Linked DNA regions of Homo sapiens: region 2 is linked to region 1. A link is an interaction called in ENCODE POLR2A ChIA-PET data of the cell type or tissue named here. Cell type or tissue: A673. All regions are shown on one strand.

Evidence for each region. ChIA-PET counts read pairs that join two places held together with the same protein. Peaks named below come from ENCODE experiments on the same cell type or tissue, not always from the same donor. Only the 100,000 strongest peaks of a DNase experiment are listed, where the experiment ranks them.
Region 2: POLR2A ChIA-PET joins it to region 1 with 16 read pairs; 4 of 35 experiments call an interaction of 5 or more read pairs at or near these places.

The regions. Positions count from the first base shown.
Region 1 is chr1:23,154,829-23,162,828 of GRCh38, reverse strand. All of the region lies in intron 1 of LUZP1 (leucine zipper protein 1), which reads left to right. It also overlaps the pseudogene RNU6-514P. Among named protein-coding and RNA genes, the nearest start is that of LUZP1, 10 kb to the left of the region's middle. In A673, no CTCF peak of the experiment used is centred here; no DNase peak of the experiment used is centred here.
Region 2 is chr1:23,278,222-23,286,221 of GRCh38, reverse strand. It overlaps LINC01355 (long intergenic non-protein coding RNA 1355), which reads left to right and starts at 704. Exons shown (of 2, transcript NR_110616.1): 1 at 704-1,112; 2 at 1,812-4,913. In A673, no CTCF peak of the experiment used is centred here; a DNase peak (open chromatin) is centred at 3,071; H3K27ac peaks cover 507 bases.

The DNA of each region.
Region 1 (8,000 bases):
ATTTTTACAAAAAAATTTAAAAATATGGACTGCTTTATGAATTAGCATGTCATCCTTGTGCAGGGCACATACTAATCTTCCCTGTACCATTCCAATTTTAGTATTTGTGTTGTGGAAGTGAGCACTCTATTCCTGTTTTTATCTGGACAAAATAGTATTTTAAAAATGTATTATGGGCTGGGCTAACATGGTGAAACCCCGTGGCTACTAAAAATACAAAAAATTAGCCAGGCATGGTGGCAGGCACCTGTAGTCCCAGCTACTCGGGAGGCTGAGGCAGGAGAATGGCGAGAACCCAGGAGGCAGAGCTTGCAGTGAGCCGAGATCACGCCACTGCACTCCAGCCTGGGCAACAGAGCGAGACTCCGTCTCAAAAAAAAAAAAAATAAAAGTATATTACGTTATTAAAAACTTTATGATTGAAGTATATAATACATATACAGAAAAATGCATGTAAAAGTGGAATTTGATGTTTTTTTCCCACAAACTGAATATACCCATGTAAGCAGCACCTAGATCTAGATCAAGAAACAGCGTTACCAGTACCTAGAAGCCCCTATCCAGTTCCCTTTCAGTTCCTGTCTCCCCTCTACCACCCAGGGTAATCACCATCCTGACTTCTGACAGCATAGATTATTTTGCTCTTTTTTTGTACTTTTGTAAAAATTGAATCATATAGTATATATTGTTTGTGGTCTGGCTCCTTTTATTTAACACTAATGTGACCGTGCAAAAATTTTTAGTGGTTTTTAGATTTGGAATAAAATTCAAATTTCAGCTTTTTTTTTTTTTTTTTTTTTTTTTTGAGACAGTCTCGTTCTGTCGCCCAGGCTGGAGTGCAGTGGCGCGATCTCAGCTCACTGCAACCTCCACCTCCTGGGTTCAAGCCGTTCTCCGCCTCAGCCTCCCAAGTAGCTGGGATTAAAGGTGCCTACCACCACGCCTGGCTAATTTTCGTGTTTTTAGTAGAGACGGAGTTTCACCATGTTATGTTGGCCAGGCTGGCCATGAACTCCTGACCTCTTGATCCACTCACCTCAGCCTCCCAAGGTGCTGGGATTACAGGCGTGAGCCACTGTGCCTGGCCATTTCAGTTCTTTATTTTGACCTATAATGCCCTGTATAGCCCGTCTCCTGGCTACTTTTCGGGTAGGCAATTGGCATTTTATGCCAATCTCATTGCCCATTATGCCTCTGTTACGCTAACTTCTTATTTTTATTCTTATTTTATTTAATTTTTAGAGATGGGGTCTTACAATATTGCTCAGGCTGGTCTCAAACTCCTGGCCTCAAGCTGTCCTTTGGCCTCCAGAGTAGCTGAGATTACAGGCATGAGCCACTGGCCTTATTTATTTTTAAACTCAGTGAGCTGTTTCCTACCTCAGGGCCTTTGTATGCATGGCTCTGTCTTCCTCGAACACTTCTTTTCCCTGCTCTTTGCATGGCTGCCTTCATGCCTGAGCTTATGTATAAATATCAGGGATACTTTTTCTCATCATCGTGTCTTGCTAGTCCTTTCCCATTATTCCCTATTACTGGCTTCTGTTGCCTCCTTTCATAGCACCTATTGCAATTTATGATTATATATCTGCGTGCATGATTATTATGTCTTCCCTGCTAGATTCCATGAAAGCAGAGAACTCATCTGTTTTGTTCTCCAGTGTATCTCTAGTGCCTAACACAGTGACTGACATAGAGTAGGTATTTAATAAATATTTAATGGCCATATTCCCAATTCAGCACCTTTGGTCCCATTATCTTTTGTCCTTTCCTCTTATGCTGTTTAACTATTTAAATCTTTTCCACCCCTCAAGACTGAGCTCAGTTCTCCCTCTTTGAAGTCTATCATGGTTTTGCAACAGTTAATCTTTCTTCTCTAAAATTTTATAGCATTTATTGCCAGTACCACCTTGTGTTCATGGAAAATCACACTATCACATATCTTATTTTACCTAGTTGTATCAAAAGCTTCTTATTTTCTCAGAAATCTTGTAGCTTGTTATGCCAGTACCCCTCATATTTTTGGTTAACTTGACCAGCTTCTATTAATATCTTAATTAGCTAATTTGACTGGAAGCTTCTCGATCAGAAGCTGTTTTAGCTAATGCCCTCCTCAGTTATTTTCACTGGCACATAGTAGGTCTTTAGTAGAGTTTTTGATGACCAATGATATTTATGTATAGGTAGCAATTTTAATTTCTTAAGCTTATTAACTTGGATTCTTTTTATTAGAATCCTGCTTAGTATTTTCTCTAATCTAAAGGCCGGGAGTGCACCAACTGCTTCCGGCGATATAGAGACTATTAGGGTGTGAAAGTACAGGAGTCCAGTCCTAATGCCACAAAGCAGATTCTCCTTTGGAACTTGTCACTGGTGTAGAATTAACTATGCAGAGTTCCTTCTTAGAAAAAATGCTTTATCAGTGCTTGTTTAATGTTCTCAGATTGGAATTACTAACAGAAACAAGACACTAGGTAGTACTTTATTTGAATTTTCTGTTGACTAACATTTTATTTTGATGTCAACAAAGCAAATCTTGAGCCAATTAAATCTGCTTAAAGCTGCTTTGTCTGATGGGTAAGCTCTCTCAGTAGTTACTCTTCCTCTTGTGTTAAAGGCAGAAGAATGTTCTATAAGCCAATTTAAATGCAAATTTAAATTAGTAGCAACTTAGTTGATTTAACTCAGTACATATTTCAAATTAAGTGGTAAATTTAAATTAGTTTTTAGGAGGTACCTACTGTGTATTTTAAATCAGTGATTATTTTGGCTTTTCTGATGAAACTACATCAGAATATTACAGGGTAATGTAGTAATTGGTTTGTTTTTGTTTTTGTTTTTTGAGACGGAATTTTACCCTTGTTGCCCATGCTGGAGTGCAGTGGCGTGATCTTGGCTCACTGCAACCTCCACCTCTTGGGTTCAAGCGATTCTTCTGTCTCAGCCTCCCGAGTAGCTGGAACTACAGGCGCATGCCACCATGCCCAGCTCATTTTTGTATTTTTAGTAGAGACAGGGGTTTCACCATGTTGGCCAGGCTGGTCTCGAACTCCTGACCTCAAGTAATCCGCCTGCCTTGGCTTCCCAAAGTGTTGGGATTACAGGCATGAGCCACCGCGTCTGGCGTGATACTGATATTATTAGCCATTGGCTATGTGACAGGCACTATCCTAAGCATTTTTCATACATTAGTTTATTTACTCATTCACTCAACAAATATTTATTGAGTACCTATCATGTTTCAAGCTCATAATCTCATGTATTCTTCACCACACCCATGAAGTAAGTATATAGTTTATTATTTTAACCCCATTTTACAGATGAGGAACTGGTACACACAGAAGCTAGATATCCAGTGTCACAAGCTGTTGAGGGTCAGATACTGAGGTTTTTTAAAAGAATGCCAGTTAGTGACATCTTTGGCATGAATTAATTCTATGCTAGATTTTTATCTTTGGGAGGGGAGCAGTAATCAAATTTTTTTTTTTGAGACAGAGTCTCGCTCTGTAGCCCAGGCTGGAGTGCAGTGGTGTGATCTCGGCTCACTGCAAGCTCTGCCTCCCGGGTTCACGCCATTCTCCTGCCTCAGCCTCCCGAGTAGCTGGGACTACAGGTGCCCGCCACCACGCCTGGCTAATTTTTTTGTATTTTTAGTAGAGATGGGGTTTCACCATGTTAGCCAGGATGGTCTCAATCTCCTGACCTCGTGATCCGCCCTCCTCAGCCTCCCAAAGTGCTGGGGTTACAGACCTGAGCCACCGTGCCTGGCCAGTAATCAAATTTTGAAGTCTCTGGTAAACTGTAGTCAAAATGATTAGAACAGAATGTGATAAGCTAAACTGAGATTACTTCTTCTCTTACCCCCAACCCATCTCTTTTTTTTTTTTTTTTTGAGATGGAGTCTTGCTCTGTCAGCTCACTGCAACCTCTGTCTCCCGGGTTCAAGGGCTTCTCCTGCCTCAGCCCCCTGAATAGCTGGGATTACAGGCACCTGCCACCACAGCTGGTGAATTTTTGTATTTTTAGTAGAGACGGTGTTTCACCATGTTGGCCAGGCTAGTCTTGAACTCCTGGCCTCAGGTAATCTGCCCACCTCCGCCTCCCAAAGTGCTGGGATTAAACGCATGAGCCACCATGCCTGGACCCAACCCTTTTTTTTTTTTTTTTTTTTTTTTTTTTTTGAGACAGAGTCTTGCTCTTGCCACTCAGGTCAGGGTGCAATGGCACGATCTCGGCTCACTGCAACCTCCATCTCCCAGGTTCAAGTGATTCTCCTGCCTCAGCCTCTCAAGTGGCTGGGATTACAGGCGCCTGCCACCATGCCTGGCTAATTTTTGTATTTTTAGTAGGCAGGGTTTTGCCATGTTGGCCAGGCTGGTCTCGAACTCCTGACCGCGTGATCTGCCTGCCTTGGCCTTCCAAAGTGCTGGGATTACAGGCGTGAGCCACTGCGCCTAGCCTAACCCATCTTTTACAAGAAAAATTTCACAGAACAACAAACAATATGGAAAGTCTTTATTTTGGAAAATCGCAGTTTATTCAAACCAAGGTGAACCGAGTATAAAAAGATGAGTGGATATAAATAACCATATTAAATACTGTGCCTTCAGGGGCACTCTGGAAGCAAATATAATGGAAGTATGAGTTTAAATGTTTAAATTAGACAATTTCAGTTGTTTTTCATTACTTTTCAGTATCATTTGACTGCTTTTACACAGATCTGGTATGATATTTCACATTTCCAATTTTGTTACTATGTAGTTTCATAGTCATCTCTGGGGCAACTGTAAGGTATTATGACTGCCTTTTTTTTTAAAGAGACAGGTTCTCATTCTGTTGCCCAGGCTGGAGTGCGGTGGCTCAATAATAGCTCACTACAACTTTGAACTCCTGGGCTCAAGCGATCCTCCTGCCTCAGCCTCCTGAGTAGCTAGGGCTACTAGTGCATGCCACCATGCCTGGCTAATTAAATTTTTTTTTTTTTGGTAGGGGCAAGATTTATGTATTATTTTTGTTTTGTTTTGTTTTGTTTTGTTTTGAGATGGAGTCTCCCTCTATGGCTCATGCTGGAGTGCAGTGGCGCGATCTTGGCTCACTGCAACCTCCGCCTCCTGGGTTCAAGCTATTCTTCTGCCTCAGCCTCCTGAGTATCTGGGATTACAGGCACCCACCACCACGCTGGGCTAATTTTTGTATTTTTAGTAGAGATGAGGTTTCACTGTGTTGTCCAGGCTGGTCTTGAACTCCTGACCTCAGGTGATCTGCCTGCCTTGGCTTCCCAAAGTGCTGGTATTATAGGCATGAGCCACCGTGCCTGGCGAGACAGGTCTTGATATGTTACCCAGGCTGATCTTGAATTCCTGGCCTCAAACGATCCTCCTGCCTCAGCCTTCCAAGGTGCTGGGATTATAGGTAGGCACCACTGTGCCTGGCCTAGGACGGCTTTTTAAAAACAAACATCAGAACTCTCCAAATGGGAAGTTATTTTTTTTTTATTGAGACAGGGTCTCACTCTGTTACCCAGGCTGGACTCCAGTGGCATGATCACAGCTCACTGCAGCCTTGAACTCCCGGGCCCTAGCAGTCCTCTCACTTTAGCCTCCCTAGTAGCTAGGACTATAGGCACGCACTACCACATCTACTAATTCTTGTATCTTTTGTTAGAAATGGGATTTTGGCATGTTGCCAGGCTGGTCTGCAACTCCTGGGCTCAGTGATCCTCATACCTTGGCCTTCCAAAATGTTGGGATTACAGGCGTGAGCCACTGCTCCCTGCCTTGGAAAGTTATGTATTTATTTTAGTGACATTTCCAAATTCTGAAATATTTGGTATATTTCTTTTGAATTTGTCTTTAGAGCATATTACGTGTTCTTAATTCTGGTAAGTCATCATTGTGCAGGTGCTTATATTTAACTTTTGGAGATAGGAAAGTCTGGTGAAGGAAGTGAGTGGTCAGCATTGTTTTTGGCCACAAATGAAATGTTATTCTAAAAGGTGGAGACTAGCATTTTGTGTGTGTGTGAGGTTTGTCTTTGAGAATCCTATAAATGGCACGTCAAAAAAGTTTTGAGTCTTGGCCACATGATTGGAAGATGCGCCCAGTCATCCCAATCCTTGGAAGGTCTTACCTCCCAAGATGGCGCCATTGAATAACAGCACTTGTTTTCAGTGCTGAAACCTCTATAAAACAAATCATGGTATGAATATGACCCATATTACAATTAAATTGGAATTCTCTTAATGAAAACATTAGGTTGTATTAATGTCACTGTGATTTTATTTATAACGTTAATAAATTAATATTGTTAAATTTTGTCTAAGAAAGGAACATGTTTAGTCTGCTGACAGGCAAATCTGTGTAGGAACAGATTCGAACTGAAGTATAATTAAAGGGTGAAATGTATTTTTCTGGCCCACTTTCCAATGCTTTATTTTTTGTTTTTATTTTTTGAGACAGTCTCGCTCTGTTGCCCAGGCTGGAGTGCAGTGGCATGATCTCGGCTCACTGCAACTTCTGCCTCCTGGGTTCAAGCGATTCTCCTGCCTCAGCCTCCCCAGTAGCTGGGATTACAGGCTCATGCCACCATGCCTGGCTAATTTTTGTATTTTTAGTAGAGACAGGGTTTCACCATGTTGGCCAGGCTGGTCTCGAACTACGACCTCAAGTGATTCACCTGCCTTGGCCTCCCAAAGTGCTGGGATTACAGGTGTGAGCTACCGTGCCTGGCCGGCTTTATTTGCATAGGCTTTCTACAGATGCTGAAGAACTCAAATAGAAAAATGGTATCATTTACCTTGGTCTGACAGCATTTTTCTGTTTCTAAACATAAATCTCTGTTTTTATCTAGTTTCAAGTTAACTGGTAACGTTAACTGTTGAGATAAAGTTAATTTTTGGTTAAGTCCTGGAACAGCTTTATCAAAAATGTGCTGTTTTCCCAATTATCTGCGGGTATTTATCTGATTTAGGCCATTTTAGTGATTCACCAGTGAATGAGCAGCTCATTTAAGTGTTAATTTTTTTTTAGATGGAGTTTCACTCTTGTTGCCCAGGCTGGAGTGAGTGCAATGGCACGATCTTGGCTCTCGGGTTCAAGTGATTCCCTCATCTCAGCCTTCCGAGTAGCTGGGATTACAGGCACCCGCCACCACGCCTGGCCCATTTAAGTTTATAATTCAGATATTTTGAAGAATTCTTAGTCATTGAGGACTAATGATGAAACCAGTTGCTGACTTCTATATGACAGCTACAGTACTTAAGTACCTTTTATGTGTTTATTTAATCTCTTTTCAGCAACCCATTAGGGTAGATATTAATGAGGATAACTATTATTATCCTCATTTTGCAGAGGAAAAAACTAAGTCCCTAAGATGTGAGATCGGTTTGACCCAAGGTCAGTGCCAAGCTAGGATTTGACCTTGAGTTTACTCTTGAACATTACATTGTTTTAACACATAATGATTTTATGAACTGTGTACTGCCCTGTAAGTAAATGAGGTCAACATTGTCTTATGTTTCCTAGGATTGAAAGAAAGCCATTTTTAGATCTTGATGGACTTAAAGATTCATTAAATGGAAGACTTTACAGAAGTATACAGAAACTAGTTAAATATAGAAGATTCTTATAGAGATATTTAGAAAATGTAGTTAGGGTGTGTAAACAAAGTAATGGTCCCTGGTAGATTTAAATCAGGAATACCAGTTTTTATGCTTCTTGCCACAGCTGTAATGGAGTATAATATGATATATTCTTAGTGTAATTTGATAAAATTAGACATTTTCCAACATATGCGAAAATATTTTCTGTAGGAACTTGAGGACTTATCATTATGTTAGAATTTTGTTTTGAGACTAGATCCTAGGGCAGTTTTAAAGTGACTACCAGAATCTTAAAGACATGTGATGGAAAAATAGATGGGAGGACAGTTAATGGAGCAGGGAGAATTAATACGGAAATAATAAGGTAACTTAGAGGGAGAGAAAAGGAAAATAAAGGAAA
Region 2 (8,000 bases), 120 kb before region 1:
GCATCCCCAAATTGGGAGAGATTGCCAAGTCAGTTGCCATTTTGCCTTACTTTTACCAAGGACTAGCCTACAGGTTCAGTTTTGCTCTTGACTTTGGCCCTGAATTGAGAACTGAGTCAAGAGAACAGAGTGGAAGTATGGAGACAAAGCCAGCAGCTTTACTCAAAAAATATATATGAGTCTAGTATTTTTTTTGTTTTTGAAAGACATGTTACTGAGCCCAACCCAGTCAGGGATCACTGAATATTGGGTTAAATAAAACAATAATGTTATTCATGTGTTTGAAATTAATGTTTTAAAGAACCACGCACACACTTTAAAATGTAACTGGATTTGCTATATAGGCCAGAGAAATATGGCTGTTACGATGAAGGCGTAACTTCTCTGGTTCTTGATTATTTACACCATTAGAGAAGAATGCAAATATGAATAGCTCAGAGTAGTTTAACTTTGAAGTGAGAGTTTATATGCACCTTTATATGTGGGATAACTGATGTCTTTGGAATAGACTTCAAATGAATGATAAAAACACCTGTAAAGTGATAGGACCTCTACTTTTTCTCATGTCCAATGTTCAGTTTCTTATAAACCAGGCATGAAGAGAAACAAAAAGTAATTAATTCTCCAGATCATGAAGTTGTCTTCAACCTAAGCACAGAGGTATAATAATTACATTTCTCAGAAGTTCCCCCTCTGTTTTGAGTCTCAAGGGCAATTGAGATGTCAGTGAGGCTGTGATTAAATGTATTGGATATTAGAGGATTTTAAATACAAACAAGTATTATAGGTGTTACCACTGACCCCGAAGGTAAGATTTACTGTGAAAATTTATAATGCAAGGAAGAATGATCAAGTTGGCTGTCAGAACAACAAAATATTACAAACCAGGATGTCTAAGAGCAGAAGTCCGTGGTTGCCACCTCTCAAGCCTCTTAGCTTAATCCAATCTAGGATGCATTTCCACTCTGCAACAAACAGTATTTATTTTTGCCTTATTTGCAGATAACAGTTTTAATGCAGGTACTGCCCATGGATTAGCTTTGAGCAGTGTCTTTTTGCTTTGGTTTTTTTATTTGTTTGGTTTGTTTTGAGACTGAGTCTCAGTCCTCCAGGCTGGAGTGCAGTGGTGTGACTTTGGCTCACTGCAACCTCTGCCTCCCGGGTTCAAGCGAGTCTCCTGCCTCAGCCTCCCAAGTAGCTGAGTCTACAGGCGTGAGCCACCATCCCCGGCCAAGCAGTATCTTTTTGCTTTGAAAGTGACTTACATGTACATTTGTTTTCCTTGTGAATGTTTCTTTTTAACTGCAAACTAAGAAACATTGAGCCCAGCATTCATATATTTGCAAACTCTGTCTTACTTAATTTCTCAGTTTTTTTCCTCAGAAAAAATGAAATTCCTTTTCTTTTTTAAATTTATTTTTTCTTTATTTTTCTTTATAAAGTGAAGAGTAGGTAGCATGAATTCCTCTTGCCCTTTGCTATTTCAGTCTGGCATCAGTAGCAATTGTTGCTATGTCCAGTTTTCATTCATGGATTTTTCTGGGATTGAAGATGAGTTCAATGTTGATTATTTAATTGGGCAGTATAAGTAAATTCATTGGCTCTCCTTCCAGTTTAGTGAATACTAAATATCATCCATGATATTTTATACTTCTTACACTTCTGGAATCTAACCTGAAAATAGAAGTTGTAAGTCAGGGACGGTGGTATGTGCCTCTAGTCTCAGCTAGTTGGGAGGCTGAGGCTTGAGCCCAGGCCTTCAAGGCTGTAGTGCACAATGACTGTACTTGTGAATAGCCACTGCACTCCAGCCTGGGCAACATAGCAAGACTCCCACCCCTTAAGAAAAAAGAAGAGAGAAAAAAATAGAAGTTGTGGAGAGGGAGGAGGATGCTTGAATACTTTGACCGTACTTGGCATAATAGACATTTTGAGGGTTTTTTTGTTTTCTTAAAATTCCTCTGGATCAGTTTTCATTGTTTCTAGTAATTATATTTATCGTTAATGAATTCATATTCTGCTCTAGCCCCTAAAGATAGTTTGATATGCTAACTTTTGTTTTGCCTTTCTAGCTGCTAAGATAGATAATGGTTATTGCAAAATGCACGTTTTTAAATGGTCTCCAGTGTGGATTGCTTCTGAGCTGCTGATGGATTGAATACATTGAGAAGGAATGTGTCATTTGGAATCCAGGACCAGTCAGCAAGGATAACTGCCTGATTTTATGGTCAGAATGCTCTAACTCTTATGGCATACTGATGACTTTTTCTTCCATTTTCCAAAAAAGCAAGTTTTGTCAGTCTCAGTGTTTCTCTGATCTAGCTACTCACAATTCCATTCCCAAAGTAGTGACCTAGTTCTGTCACTTGGGTTTCAAAGGGAGTTGAAGTGTCACTGAGTGAGTACAGCAAACCTGTTTAATGATTTATAGGAAGCAAATAAAAAGAATTTTGTTTGCTAACCTAGAAGTATATCAGATTTTGGTTTCAATTTATAATTTTGCAAAATATAAAGACATTTCCTGGCTAACTCCATCCAGATGAATTATTCAGTATTTTTTCTCCTATCTTAATGAAGTTAATTTGAATGCTAATTTCCTATAACCAAGAAAACAGTTGAATTAAATAACCCTTATCTTTTAAACTTAAAGCTTATACTACTAATAATCATTTAACATTCACTTCCTTTTTTCTGACTTAATTGGTAGGTAAATAAAATACTTCAAATTTGATTGGCAAATTGGAAAATCACTTAGAACAATCTGCTAGTATTTTTTATTCCCTTTGTTTTTTCCTTTACACATTTGTACTGCAAAATAAATCAAGGACAAAGACTCACACTGAATTGATCAACTTGTGTTTGGTCTTCATGGGAATTACATCTTTTTTCCCCTCAACATTTATTAAAGGAACATACAGAATTTCAGACTATAGCAAACTAATACCTTTAGCTTGACTAAGAGTTGATTTTCGTTAAGGAACAGAACTTGTAATTTATTTCGACATACTTTAATGTATGACTCATCCCTGTTAAAGTTGTGAGACTCAAAACTACGCCCAAATCACTTAATTTTATGTCCTTCCCTGTTTACTGTGTCTGACCTTCAAGATTTCGTGACTGATGCTGAAATGGAAGCCAACCACTGCAGAAATTTGGGGGAAAATGAGATCTGAAGAATACAAGGGGAAGTAGGAATTCATTTCTAGCATTTCCAAACCTGCTTAATCGTGTCTGCTCCACCACAGTCAGAGGAAAAGACTGAGTTCATGGAAATTACCAGCTAAGCCTTACATCTGTCTTTAATGTTTTTAGGAAGTATACTGAAAAGGTAAGTGAGATGTCTGTTTTGAAGAAAGACTCTTACTGGGTACCTTAAAACCCGTTGTTTCCTATTAGTAAAGATGGGCAGCTTCTTTATTCCTAGCTTCAAAAAGCCTTGCCCCTGTTTGGTGTGTTTCTCAGTATTGTGGAGAAGGTAGTTTCTGAGCAAGGTGGTGCTTTTCCTCTGCTTCTCAGCAGCTAAGACAGAAATTGCACCGAAGTGTACAAAGGGCCAATTTTTGTTGTCCTGTTGTGCTCAAATCCTTTTTTTTAAAAAAGTTATTTCAATCAAGTCTTAGTTTTATTCCTCACTATATAGGAAAAAAATCTTTAATGCCTCAAAAGTTCCATTCAGCATTACATTTGCATTACTCTTATTTGCAGCAAATATGAGTAAAATTATAGGTTTTTAAAGGTCTCTAATAACATCCACTTATATTGGTTTTGTAGATAATCCATAAATTACCAGAAATAAATTATTCCACATTTATTACACACCCATGTAATAGATGTCGTGCCAGGCCCTGGAATATACTAATGGCATCACCTCATGTGGTAAAAAGACACATTCCGCCATCCTGGAGTATACAAAGGTAGACTAGCATATAGTTCATGTGCTCAAGGAGTTCATTTTTATTGACATGATACAGATAGAATTGTAGTTTAGGGAATCAAAATCTAATAAAATGAGGCTAATTCCATTTTCCCATTAACACTAATAACTAGTGTGTAAATCTGAATATGACACATTCTATATGAAAGAAGCTCTGTGTGCATCTACACTAAATACTCGTGTGTGCCAGGTACTGTTTTAAACTACGTATATTTTTTTAATTCTCATAACTGTTCTCTGAGGTATGTACTAATACTAAAGCTTATTGTTAAAGGAAGGCAGAAAAATTAAGTAACTTGGCCTAAGTTTGCATAACTGTGATCTGGGATCAATATTTGAACCCATACAGGCTGATTGCAGAGCCTGCACTCTTAATTTGAGTGTGATATTTATGTGCAGTACCTGGCTATAAGTACCCACAAAACGTTTCAAATTCTTTATAAAATTTGCTTAGTTAAAAAAGTACCAATTGCATAATATGGTTATAAGTCTGGTAGAAGTTAGGCTTTTTACAAGACATGCTGCTTACTGCACCAAGGAGGCAAGAAGGCTTTTTAGAGAGCCCAGAATTTCCTTTCCTCAACTCCTGCTTCCAAGACAGTCATTTTGCATGATAACCGTTTCCCCAAAAAACACAGACACAAAATTTAAAGAACTGGAACAGAGGAAGCAGAGCTTATCATAGTATATATGTTTAGTACCCTGTCACTTAGGTCCACCCCTCTTTCTTTGTGGATTGTGGACATTTTGTTTAACTGCTAAATCATGAGAATATATGACTGCTGAGACTTTTCCAAGGATTTTTTAAAAAACACATTAGGCTTTGTGCAGAAGTAAAGAAAAAGTGCTGTGAGAACCCCAGGTAGGTAATTTACTTTCTATTGTACTCATAGTTTGTTTGAAACCTCTTCACCTCTATCCCTTATTGTTTTATACTCTGTAAATCTGATTTTACCTTTAATAAACTTTTCTGAAGTGAGTGAGTTTTTTTTGTCTTATTTCCCATTAGATTCTCTACCTTCTTTGTTCACTTTACGTATGTTATTGCCACTCCCTTCAAAACTGGTGGTTTAATTAAAGTGACAGCATCTTCTATATACCCAGTACTGTTGAGGATTAAAAAATACATGTGTGCCGGATGTGGTGGCACACACCTATAATCCTAGCACTTTGGGAGGCCTCAGGCAGGAGGATTGCTTGAGCTAAGGAGTTCGAGACCAGCCTGGTCAACGTGGCAAAACCCCATCTCTACTAAAAAGACAGAAAGTTAACTGGGCCTGATGTTGTGCACCTCTCACCCCAGCTACTTGGGAGGCTGAGAGGTGGGAGGGTCACTTGATCCTGGGAGGTCAACGCTGCAGTGAGCTGAGAACAAGCCACTGCACTCCAGCCTGGGCGACAAAGCGAGACCCTGTCTCAATAGAAAAAAGAAAAAGTGCCAAGGCTTTGCTCCTAGTTCGGTGCAGGTTCCAACCAGTACTAAAACTTTGCAAATTTTTGAGGGAAAAACCAGAAGTTGTAGAATCAATATGAGCATTTAATTGTATAGCAAGCAATTGTGGCAGAAAAAATTCACCCTAGTGAAATCAAGTTAACTATTCTGTGAATGAGATTAACCAGAGGAACAATTTTGACCATGTATCTTTTAAATCACTGTTTCTCAAACTTCAGTGTGTATGGGAATCACCAGGGATCTTGTTAAAATGCAGATTTTGATTTAGTAGGTCTGGGGTCAACCTGGAGAATTTGAATTTATTTTCTCTTTTTTTAAAAGTAGTTTGAAATATATTTCACATACCATAAAATTCACTCTTTAAAACTGTCCAATTAACTGTTTTTTAGCATGTAGAGTTGTTCCACTATCACCATTCTAATTTCAGGACATTTTCACCGTGCTGAAAAAGAAACCTTGTACCTATCACTCCCCATCCCCCTCTCCCTTCCACCCTTTTCCCCTCCACCAGCATCTGGCAACTGTTAATCCACTTTCTGCCTTAATTTATATCTTCTGGACATTTCATAACGTTTTATAGACTTCTGTACCTGGCGTCTTTCACTTAGTGTTCAAGGTTCATCGATGTTGTAGCATGTATCAGTACTTCATTCCTTTTTGTGGCTGAATAATACTCCATTGTATGGCTATAGCACGTTTTCTGTGTCCCTGCATCAGTTTCCATTTTTTGGCTATTATGAATAATACAGCTATGAACATTTATGTACAAGATTTTGTGTGAAAGTATGTTTTCATTTCTGTTGGGAATATACCTAGGAGTGGAATTATTGGGTCATATGGTAACTAACATTTTAAAGAACCGGGAAACTATTTTCTAAGGTGGCTGGACCATTTGAGAGTGCATTCCTGACAAGCATCCAGGTGATACTGAATAGCAGGCTCTAGATTACATTTTGACATCTATCAAGAAAACAGGAACATGAACTTTAACTGAGTTCAGCTGCCAAAATCTGGCCAGCAGCAAAGAAGGTGGGGTGGTTTTGGTTTTCATAGGGCCTTGGTACCTCCGATTTTCTACCATTAGTCTTAATGTACCTGGGCTTATTGTTCTAGCCTTCGAACTCTTCATGTAAATTGATATATCTGCTATCTAAAAAAGAAAGAATATTCATTTTTAGTTGAAAGAGGCATTTCTAAGATGAGAATGGCCATACTGTCAGTGTGGTAACACTGTTTTTGATAGTGTCCTGAAAGCATGTTGATCCTTTCTAGGTGCCATCAGAGAAGGAAGGGTATGCTGGTGGAGCATGCACACAAATGATTTAATACATTGTAGTGCATGTTGGGATAGAGCAAAGGAGGGCAGATTCAAGGAAGACTTCCAGGAGACGAGTCCTGAACTCAATCTCTTAATTCATTCAACTAAGATTTAATGTAGGAGATCTAGATTCTGTGGGGGTTCAGATGAGGTAGGGATTACTTCTGTTTTATATGAGGTAGGATGACAATGGGGGTAGGTGGTAGTAGAAATTAGAATATTTCTTTGGGATGATACTTGAAGTAAGCCAGGATTTTAGATACAGAGGTATATGAGAAGGGTGTGTTCTAAGATGATAAAGCAGAAGGAACTAAAATACAGAAGTCAAATGGCACGACGTATACCAGCTGTATTTACTGAAATATGCCTAGAGGTGCTGTGTTAAGCCTCAGGTACACAAAAACATAAAACATGACCCTGCCTTCATAATTAGAACTCAAGTGAGATGTTTGAAGTGTAATACAATGTGATTTGTATGAAAAATCACATTGTGTGTGTGGTAGGAGGTATAGATTAGTTTTTAAGAAGGCGTAATTTTCTTGACTGGTGGTTGGTTCTGTTTGGTTTGACTCATGGGTGCCTGAAATAAAAGGAGTAGGAAATACAGATGTAAAGGTAAGTTGGGCTGTTATTTACTGTTGTTTACTTTGGCAGAAATGGTCTAAAAAACTAAGCATGTGACGAGTAATGAGAGGGGAGCAGCAGGAGTCTGAGTTTGGGTTCCTTTTCTTCCATTAGTTCCTGTGTGACTCTCCCTTGTGATCATTGATCTTTACTGGAGGTACAGAGTACCTGGTCTGGTCCTCAGTTTTAAGAAAATGAATTACCTAGTATACTCCAAGGCCCAACTTCTGTACCCCATAGTTGGAAATTGTCAGCTTTCCTACAAAGATTGATTTATGAGCTGCTCTTTAAAGCAACTTCTTATAACATTTTCAACCTTTTGACTGTTCACAATTAAGAGTCCTTCAATCTTTTCCCATCCCAATAGATGAAATGGCAAGACAAAATTTCCATGAGTTATATTGGACAGGTTTCTATGCATTACCTGTTGTTGCATAACAAATTACCCCCCTAAAACTTAGCAGCTTAAAACAAACATTTATTATCCTCTACAATTACTCTGGGTGAAGAATCCAAGAGTCACTTAGCTGAGTGATTCTGACTCTTAAGAGGTTGCAGGCTGGGTGCGGTGGCTAACACCTGTAATCCCAGCACTTTGGGAGGCCAAGGTAGGAGAATCGCTTGAGCTCAGGAGTTCAAGACCAGCCTGGGCAACAATAGTGAGACCTCGT